Regions from separate parts of the Homo sapiens genome. Here region 2 is linked to region 1. The links are chromatin loops, found by intact Hi-C in ENCODE. Cell type or tissue: Caco-2. All regions are shown on one strand.

The links. Hi-C counts contacts between places; a loop is a spot of excess contacts. Peaks named below come from ENCODE experiments on the same cell type or tissue, not always from the same donor. Only the 100,000 strongest peaks of a DNase experiment are listed, where the experiment ranks them.
Region 2: it touches region 1 in a loop (5-fold over the local background); 8 of 110 quality-filtered maps call a loop at or near these places.

What each region holds. Positions count from the first base shown.
Region 1 is chr5:36,393,826-36,398,825 of GRCh38, reverse strand. No RefSeq gene overlaps it. Among named protein-coding and RNA genes, the nearest start is that of RANBP3L, 94 kb to the right of the region's middle. In Caco-2, a CTCF peak has its summit at 472 (motif pointing right); DNase peaks (open chromatin) are centred at 1,925 and 2,523.
Region 2 is chr5:36,303,363-36,308,362 of GRCh38, reverse strand. The region is part of intron 1 of LOC124900962 (a long non-coding RNA gene); the gene reads right to left. Among named protein-coding and RNA genes, the nearest start is that of RANBP3L, 4.0 kb to the right of the region's middle. In Caco-2, a CTCF peak has its summit at 2,417 (motif pointing right); no DNase peak of the experiment used is centred here.

The sequences.
Region 1 (5,000 bases):
ACAACTTCTCAAAATATTCTTTGTGTGCCAAATATTAATAATATATATAGATTTTCAAAGAAAACCAATTATGCTGAAATATTCAAAAGTCATAAGGTTAAAATAGCAAATATATGAAATACTAATGCACGTGTTTTATACTAACTCATTAAGTAACGAGATCTAATGACAGGTCTATCAGAATTTCAAAGTAATGGTGAGTGTAAACAATACTTTTTGATATCTGCAATAATTATAATGTGATTTTTTAAATCTATAATTTCTACTGTTGACAACATTACTAATAATACTACTATGGTTAGTTGTCCATATTCATAATTGAAGAAAATCCTAAATATTAAATAGCAGTTTATAGAAATAAAAATGCAAGATTTTGCCCATCTAACTTCATGTACCCCTGGCCTTCTCAATAGTGGACCAAGGGAACTAACTTGTGGGTGTAATAGTCACATGCTTTCCAGAAGGTGTCAGACTTGCATTTTGGAAAATTGAAATCTACTTCCTTCTCTAATCCCCCCAAACCAACAAGTCTCCTGACTCACTTTCAAGATAGGTAATCCAGCAGCTGGAATCATTCAAAATTAGATGAAATATGCTTATTTCAAAGACAGACTAAGCACTTCAACAAAACAAATTCTACAAGGGCTAAGAAAGTGCTGTTTAAATGAAGAAGTTTTATAGCAAAGAACCGTCTAAAGAAACAGAATTGTTTTCCGGTCTTTTCAGTATGAAGAAAGGATTTATGTTGTCAGCAAGGATAGACATTGTGAAGTTTCTGAAAATACATCACAGAAAACTTATGGCTGAAGATAGATAATTTATATCCTCGTAGGAGTCCATACAGAGGAGGATTATAGAACAGAAGAGATACTGAAAATCCAGGCTATAGGCAGAGGCTTCTGGATACAAAGCAGGGATTAGGCTATGGCTCTTCCTTTCATCTGAGAATTCTTCACACTCTTCCGGAAAACAAAAGAATTTATTGGAAATCCAGTGCACGGAGTGAAAGATGCTTCCTAAAGAAGTCACTGTTCTTTTATGAACTACATGGGCTTCTAACATATCTAAGGCATATATTATGAATTATTTAGTGGATTTTCTTACATGAATGGGTAATCTACAAATGGGTAGATTCTGATTATGCATGTTGAATTTTGGGGAACTACTTCCCTTTCCCCCTGATTTTTGTATTACAATTTCTGACTGATCTTCATTTGAAAATGAGCCCTGTAATGGTCTGCACTGTTGTTCCAATGATCTGCTGACTCTAGAAAGGACTAATGTCAACTAATGTCAAGCTTGGCCAAGTGACTTGATTTGTTAATGAAATCTAAGCAGCAAGTGACGTGTCAGGCCCAAGCAGAAGTTTTAATAGTCACTGAGTATCTCTGCCATCTCTTTTTCTTTTTCCTCTGCCTTAGGAATGATATATCCCAGATCAAACTGCTTCTTAAGCTCGTGTTATGGAAGAAAAAGACATATGCAACATAATGGCAGCTCACTGCAGCTGAAGTAATATAAGTAAGGAAAAAGCCTTTATTGCTTTAGGCTACTGATGTTTGGAGGTTGGTTGTTTCACAACAAAGCATAGCAAAAACTGATTAATATAGACTCTAACTCTTTAATTTTCCATTTTCTCCCTCCCTTTCCTGGTTCAAGTAGTTATTTTATTATTTTTTTGTTTGAGAAGGAGTCTCCCTCTGTTGCCCAGGCTAGAATGCAGTGGCTCGATCTCTGCTCACTGCAACCTCAGCCTCCTGGATTCAAGAGCTTCTCCAGCCTCAGCCTCCTGAGTAGCTGGGATTACAGGCATGAGACACCAAGCCCGGCTAATTTTTGTATTTTTAGTACAGACAGGATTTCACCATGTTGGCCATGCTGGTCTTGAACTCCTGATCTCAAGTGATCTGCTTCCCTCGGCCTCCCAAAGTGCTGGAATTACAGGCATGAGTCACCGTGCCTGGCCTCAAGTAATCTTGATCTATAAACAAAACAAAAAGACAAATTTATTATGAGTGGCTCTATTTAACAACCACTTCTAAAATAAATAAGAAGGCAAAATCTTATCTTTCTCCTTCTTCAATCTTTCTGTTTCTTTGAAGTTTTATTTGCTTGCTTTTTTCCCCCCAGTCACTAAATCCCATCTGTTAGTGTGTGATTGGCTGTGGAAACTTTCTGGGTTCTTGTCAAAGAGAACATAACTATTTTATTTGGGGACAAGTTGCTGGCTCCTAGAAAAACCTTCTAGATCTCTTAAACTGGGCAGTCACAGTCTTGCTCTTTTTTCTATCATCTATATCTATAAGTCTATCTAAAGATAGACTTTTTTTATAAAGAGACAAAATTTCACTGACTGTATGTTCTAAATTTCAAGGCAGTCCCTATTTCAAATATCTCATCTTATTGACTCAATGGTAAGCACAAGCACCCAATTTTTTCTTCTAAGAATGCTTTAAGAAAATGTATGATTTGGCCAGGCACGGTGGCTCATGTCTGTAATCTCAGACCTTTGGGAGGCCAAGGTGGGCGGATCACTCGAGGTCAGGAGTTCGAGACCAGCCTGGCCAACAGGTGAAACTCTGTCTCTACTAAAAATACAAAAAAATTAGCCAGGCGTGGTTGGGGTGTGGGAGGCTGAAGTCACAGCTGCTCAGGAAGCTGAGGCAGGATAATCGCTTGAACCCGGGAGGCGGAGGTTGCAGTGAACCGAGACCACGCCACTGCACTCCAGCCTGGGTGACAGAGCGAGATTCCGTATCAGAAAAAAAAGAAGAAGAAGAAGGAGAAGGAGAAGGAGAAATGATTCTACTTATATAAAGTTAAAAAATATGCCAAATGAAATTATACTGTTAAGTAAGCACAGTGTTTATCTTTTGAGGAAGGACTAGAGTGGTAATTGGGAAAGGGCATGAGGGGGCTTTGAGCAGTGGTAGTGTTTTATTTCTTATCCTGCACGGATGGACAGATGAGTGTTCACTTTATAGTAATTTGTTTATATTTTTCATTTATGATAATTCATATATATATATAATAGTGTATTTTTCTGCATGATATATGACACTTCAGAATAAAAAATTTTAAAATTATAGTAATTATAGCCAATAGTCTACTGAAAACACATGAAATTAAATGCTTGAGAATTAACAAACTCTAACTTAGATGCCGATTTTGTTGTGTAACAGAGAAAAACACAATCTCACCCATCCTGGCTTTCTTGAGCTAGGAATCAAGCGTAGTTCAATTTAGCACTCTTTTTTCTATATTGAGTGTTCTTGGTTTCTTACAGTTTATGTTTTTTTTTCTTCTACAGCTTATCTGCAGGAAAAACACATTAGTTATGTAATTATATAATAGGTAACTATATATTGCAGTGGATAATTATATGTTGTATAATTAGGTAATTATATATACTATATAATGAACTACACATGTAATAAGTACAGGTGGCCTTCCACATCTGCGGATTCACCCAAGCGTGAATCAAAAATATTTGAAAAAATTGCATCTGTCCTGAACACGACAGACTTTTTCCTTGTCATTATTTTCTAAACAATACAGCATAACAAGTATTTACATAGTATTTACATTGTATTAGGTATTATAAGTAATCTAGAGATGATTTAAACTGTACAAGAGAATGTGTGTAGGTTGTATGCAAATACTATGCCATTTTATATCAGAGACTTGAGCATCCTTGGATATGGGTATCCACAGAAAGTCCTGGAACCAATTTCCTGGGGATACTGAGGAAATTCTACTATTAAATACAGAGTACTGGAGATTTTAAACCTTATCTCTGCCCTGCTGTTATCAGCTAGCAGAGGAGAAACAGTCTAACATATATAACACTCCAATCTAGAAGAGAAAACAATTGAATTCATTAGTTTATTAATAAACTAATTATGTGTTAATGTAATACATGTAATAAATTCTGTATTAAGTACATTAATAAATGATCAATTTTAGAGGCAAAGCTAATGATGCCACACTAAGAGATGCAAAAAGTTTCAATTCTCCCCTTGCCTCTGGATGCTCCCACCATTGCTATCAGAAGTCATCCAATTCTGGGCAGAATCTGACTCTTCAGGGCTCACTTTGATCTTCAAATCTCTTCCATCTGTCTTTTCACACAAGCCTCTTTAAACATGGCTTCAGGCTGACTCCCAGAGCCCTCAGCAGAATGCAGTTCTTTCTATAACTACTAAAAAACTGAGAGCTGACTTTCAGAATTTTTCCTCAGTATGAAGTCAACCAGCTCTGAGCTTTTTGGACAGATCTGTCAGGCGGCTGGAATTCTATCTATGACACAGACAGCCGGGCCTCGGAGGCTCTGATGGTTAGAGGAAGGGAAGGAAATAAAGAGAATGGAGAGAACTGAATTCCCACCTCCCGAAGTTCGCTGAGGACCCATTTCCCAAACATTTTCCCCTACCAACCAACCAAAAAAAAAAAAAAAAAAAGTAGGTAAAGAACAGTCCAAGTTGTGATTTTAAATGAATTAAGCTGGGATCATGCAGCCCATTAGAAAGACTATCTTTCCCAGTCTTCTTTGTAGCTAGCTATGGTCATGTGACTAAATTCTGGCCAATGAGATGAGAGTGATTACATGAACCTACTCATCCCTCTCCCCTTTCTTCCTTCCTGTTGATTGGATGCAGTGGCAGACCAACTTGGACCAGCCTAGAGAAAACCCTGTGGATGGTAAAACAACAAGATAAAAGAGGTCTGGGTCCTTAATAACTTGATAGAGAAGAGCTGCCTTATCATCACTGACTTTGATATAAAAGAAAATTTCCATCCTGTATTTGTCCTTGTTATTTTCAATCTCGAAAACATGAAACCAAGCCTTTATTTCAACTGGTCGGAAGCTATCTAGCCCAGTGGTTTTCAAGAGAAGAGGGAGGTATAATTTTGTCCCCAGGGCATTTTTGGCAATCTCTGGAGACATTTCTGTTTGTCATACTTGGTGGGGTGGGGGTGGAGGTTGCTGCTGGCATCTA
Region 2 (5,000 bases), 90 kb after region 1:
CAGAAAAGGGGAGCAGAAAAACATGCAGTAGTTTTGTCTTATTGTGCCAATAACACTTAATTCTAGGTTTCAGAGGTCCTGGGAGAGCTTCAAGCTCTATTTGAGGAGCAATTTAAAGGATTATAAGTGGAAGGTTGATTCTTCCTTGATTTATTCACCACCACTTTCATTTGGTTACCCATACTGGACCACTAAGGACATGAAAAGGATCCTATATTCTGACCCTTCCAGTTTCTCCAAGCCCAGTCTCTCTGGGTCCTCATTGAGCAATGAGGGAGGACTTTGATGGCCATGCTACTGATACAACTGTTCAAGGAGCTTTCTTGCGTTCCTAGGATTTCTCACCTGCAGCTCATTAGGCAATGTTGTTGTTTGAAGCCAAAGATCAATATCTAAGCTACAACACCTAATCCTCACATGCCGGTTGCAAATGCCAGGAAGAGAAAAGGAGTGTGTGTGTGTGTGTGTGTGTGTGTGTGTGTGTGTGTGTGTGCGCGCGCGCGCACTCATGTACAGTATCTATGGGCTAGGATGCAAGTAGTTTTAGTTCAAGAGTAAGAAGCTAGGGAATCTAAAGAGCTCATAGACATTTTTTTCTTCAATGGCCCATTATGGAGCTGAATTTGGATTAAAAACTCTCTTCTACCCTTGAAAAGGGAACTTGTTAAATACTAAATCTTTTGTGCCCTCTCTCTCAAATTATTACATTGAAATCCTAATCTCCAATGTGATAGTATTAGGAGGTAAGCCTTTGGGAGGTAATTAGGCCATGTGGGTGGAGCTCTCATAAATGGGGTTTGTGCCTTTATAAAAGGGACTTCAGAGAATTCTCTGACCCTCTCCCCATGTGAGAATATTAGAAGATAGCAGTCTTCAGTCTGGAAGAAGGTCTTCACCAGAACCTGACCATGTCCGTGCCTTGATTTTGCACTTGCCAGCCTCCATAGCTGTGAGAAATAAATTTCTGTTGCTTATAAGCCACCTTGTCTATTATAATCTTCTATAGCAGCCTAAACTGGGTAAGACACAACCCAATTTTATTTTAGAAGTAAAACTGATAAAGTACTAATAAAATTAGAAGAAGGATGTAGAAAAGAATAGCTACACAGTTGAGAAGGAAGAAGTAAAATGACGGTTTGGTTTTCTTTAAATGAGTGCATCATCCTCCCATAAGGTTCAGCCTTCTTCCTCTCTCATGGAGGTCTCTGAACTTGATGGTCATGCACCCCTAGCAACAACAAATGCTTGAGAATATACCCCGATGTGGGTTTGTTTGTATGTTTATAAATCGTATTCATGTAGTACTGCCACACTAATTTGAATGTTAACATTTCAAAATATTTTGTGTGTGAATTGTATAATGTAAAAAGTAAAAAATTAGGAAAAAAATAAAGAGTTTCTGTACACACTCTGATAAATCTAGCACATTGCCTGTTCCTTGTACCCTTTCAATCAGGTTCACTAAAAGTAATTATATTTTAAAGTGCTTTATCACAAAAATTGTAAAAATATGCAAAATTAGACATGAAAGCATTATAAATCCCCATGCACTCATGACTCAGTTTTAATAATTATCTGTTTATGGCCAAATTTATTTCATCTCTATCTCCCCAAATCTCACTCTCCTAGGCTATTTTGAAGCAAATCTCAGATATAGAATAATTTTATTTTTAATACATCAAAATTACATTATAGTCCGCCTAATTAATATAAAAGAAAATCAGTGAAAGAAGAAATGCAAAGAAAAAAGGAAAGAAGGAAGGAAGAAAAGAAAGAAGCAAATAACCAATAAACCAACTAAAAAGGAAAGAAGAAATTATGAGGAAGGGAGTGAGAAACATGGTTTGCTATTATTTTATTCCTGTAAATGCCAATTCAAATGAAGTAGTAAAATTTTGATTTGGTGCAAGCTAATTTGCTTTATTTTGAAACTGATCCCAGTTAGTGCATATTTACCTTCAAAGAGTTAAGTTGTGCTGTAAACCCATTGATTCCAATTCCCAGGTGCTTCAAACACTTCTAGATGGAATTCAGACTCTGTGGGATCATCTGTTCCTACCCAGAGGGTGGTCATTATAGAACCAGAACCACCTTACTCTAGGTTTCCTTGTCACTAAAACAAACAAATAAAATAAAATCTGGCATTTTTCTGACCTATGGTTTTATTTCGTTTTGTTTTCACTGTAGCTAAAACACTTCAATAAAGATAGAAAAATGTAAAACTTCAGAAAGTTAAATACCAGCACATAGCAGTAATCACATTTCACTTACAGGAGGATAATCAGGTAACTTTCCTCCAACCTCAGATACAGACAATCATCTTCTAAGCTCACAAATACAGGACCCCATTCTTGTGGGCACTGGATGAAAAGACATGGGTTTATCTTGTGCCAAGGCCAAGGCTATTTTAATATTAACTGACCTTGGACTCTGCCGACCTCCAGAGGGAGCCCTGAGGCAGCCAAATCTAAGGCTCAGCAGCAAAAGGGCCCAAATTAGTCTGAACTGCCAACGCAATGTTTATGTAGTGAGGCAATATTTATGATAAACATGACCCAAATGTTGGTGTTCAATGGGTTAAAGATCAATTGTAGCAATTTCAGGATAGAGAGCAGCTTTGATAAGTAAGCAGTTTGGTGCTATGCCAGTGTAGTCTCTTGAATCCACGGACAGGAGCAAGTATTCAAGTGAAACTATCTCTACCATTATTTGTGTTTCCTATGTTTTTACAGATGGCAGTTATGGGAATCCAGCCAACAGTGCCACCTGGGAAACTCTATGAGCTAAACACTATAGTACATTGGGGTAATAACATGGCTCTGAATAGCCACGAAAGCCTACCTTTGTGGAGGCTTTACAATATACACCATACATAAGCCACTGTGAGATCCTGAAACTCAACATTCTCATCTATAATATATCTGATTGTGTATTAAGGAAGAGTAATCTGGAAACAAATCAACCACTGCTTGATATAAAGGAGCAGGGGATCTGTTTTTTAAAATCAACAGAAAATCTAAAATCTTGACACTAATTCATCAGCCTTCAACTATAATGATCATTTAATAATTCCTGTAGTACTTTGGGGATCATAATGAGGCTAATCCCAGCCACAGTTTTCATGTTTGCCTGCTGATAGGGGTCTTTAAACTTATTCTCTAAGAATGAGAGTGATAAATTCAATAATATTGCTTTTTATTTATATAGCACCTATCATTCCAAGCAGTCCAAAGGCCTTCAAATAATAGATATACTTGCAGACTAGACATCACAAATGCTTTTGAAACATGGCAGGTTATTAACTAAACAAGTAACTCACTTGTGGACTAATTTTAAATGCATGTGTCCTTGCTTTTTGAATATGGTAACTGAGAAAAGTAAACCCTCCTGTAAACCTAATACCATTTAGCTTGTTCAGCCACACACTGTGCTTTTTGAGGTATAAATTCTAGCAATAAAATATCAATTTTTTGAAGTATCGACCCCCAAAGTGCCAGCTGGTATGATTGATTATCTGTGATGCGCCATTTCACTCTACTCTTCCGGAAGTACAAAGACACAGGTTAAGCAGAGAAGATATGGCAGATAAGGAAAACCCCAGGAAAAGGAAACCAGTGGTATCCTTTTGTGGGGATCACAGAGACTTGATAAGGGAAGAAGTTTGGCCTTTATAGGATTCAAATTCATTTTTAATCAATTGTAAGTAAAAATGCCAAAGATGATTCACCTCTTTCTTGACCCAGCCAGACTTCTGCAATCTGATTTCTTGTTTTCATTTATGCAAAAAAAAGGAACAATATGCCCACTGTGAACTAATTTGGTGATGTTTCTGGAAAGTAAGTGGGGAAAGGGGGAAGCAAAGTAGTCCCCCATCCCACTGTAGCTGATATATCTGAGGTTATCTTATGTACTCCTGTAACGTGCTGCTTTCTGCCATGCTGGATGATTTCCAGTGGAAACTGGTAAATCAAACCAGAGACTCCTTCGAGAACAGCAATGGAACTTAACAGGCAGTGTAGGAACCCAGGATTCCCTTGACTCAGCTAATCCCTCACAAGGCCACTGCCTGGGACTGCCTCGTTGATGCACGAAAGAGGAACCAGTAGCATTCCTTTGTATCCTCCCTGTCCCCTTACGTTGTGGCACTTGAAATTACTGTTTAAGGAGGGTTTGGTTTCTTCGGCCCTCAAGAAAGATGTAATGAATGAAATAGTGGAACAAACCAGCTCCGTTTAAGCAGATAATGCTTGTTTATTTAGACTAGAGGACTTATAAAAATATATAGATTCCAGATTGCACCTTAGGCATCAGACTGTGCAGTTGGGGCTCGGGAATCTACATCTTTACAATATGGCCTAGGTAATTATGATTCTTAGCTAAGTTTGAAAACTGAGGGACTAGATTTTCAAATATACCCCTAAATCCTACCCAGATTTTAGTTTTAAATCTATTTCTTTCTCCTTAGGCTCTAGTCAGAGACAAAGTAGGATACTCCTCCCTTTCCCAGGCCTTTATATCCATAGAATGAGTGTTGAATAATTTATCCCATTGCTTAGCAAACATTTGTTTCATATGCTAAATGAAGACACAAACCCAGAAATGTTAAGTGGCTGGGTCAAGGTTGCACTGTATATGAATGAGAACACCATGGCAAGAAAGCTGGATGTCTTAGCCTCCATGGCCAGATGACCACCCTTTTTTTTTCTCTTTTTTTCCTGAGTAAGAAAAATGGAGGCATCTAGGGGGCTTCCTTGAAAAAATCAGACATAAATTAGGGTAAGTGTAGATGTTCATCTCCAAGCAACATTTCTCTCTGAGATGAACCTATAGATTAAAAAAGACTTGAGAAACATATCAACCAAATACAATGTGTGGACCTTTGGGTCCCAATTTGCAAAAAATGTAAAGATAAAAAAGTTTATGAGACAATCAGGAAAATAAGAACACTGTGTGGATGCTTAATTACATCAAATAATCATATTTAATTGTTATGTGCGTGA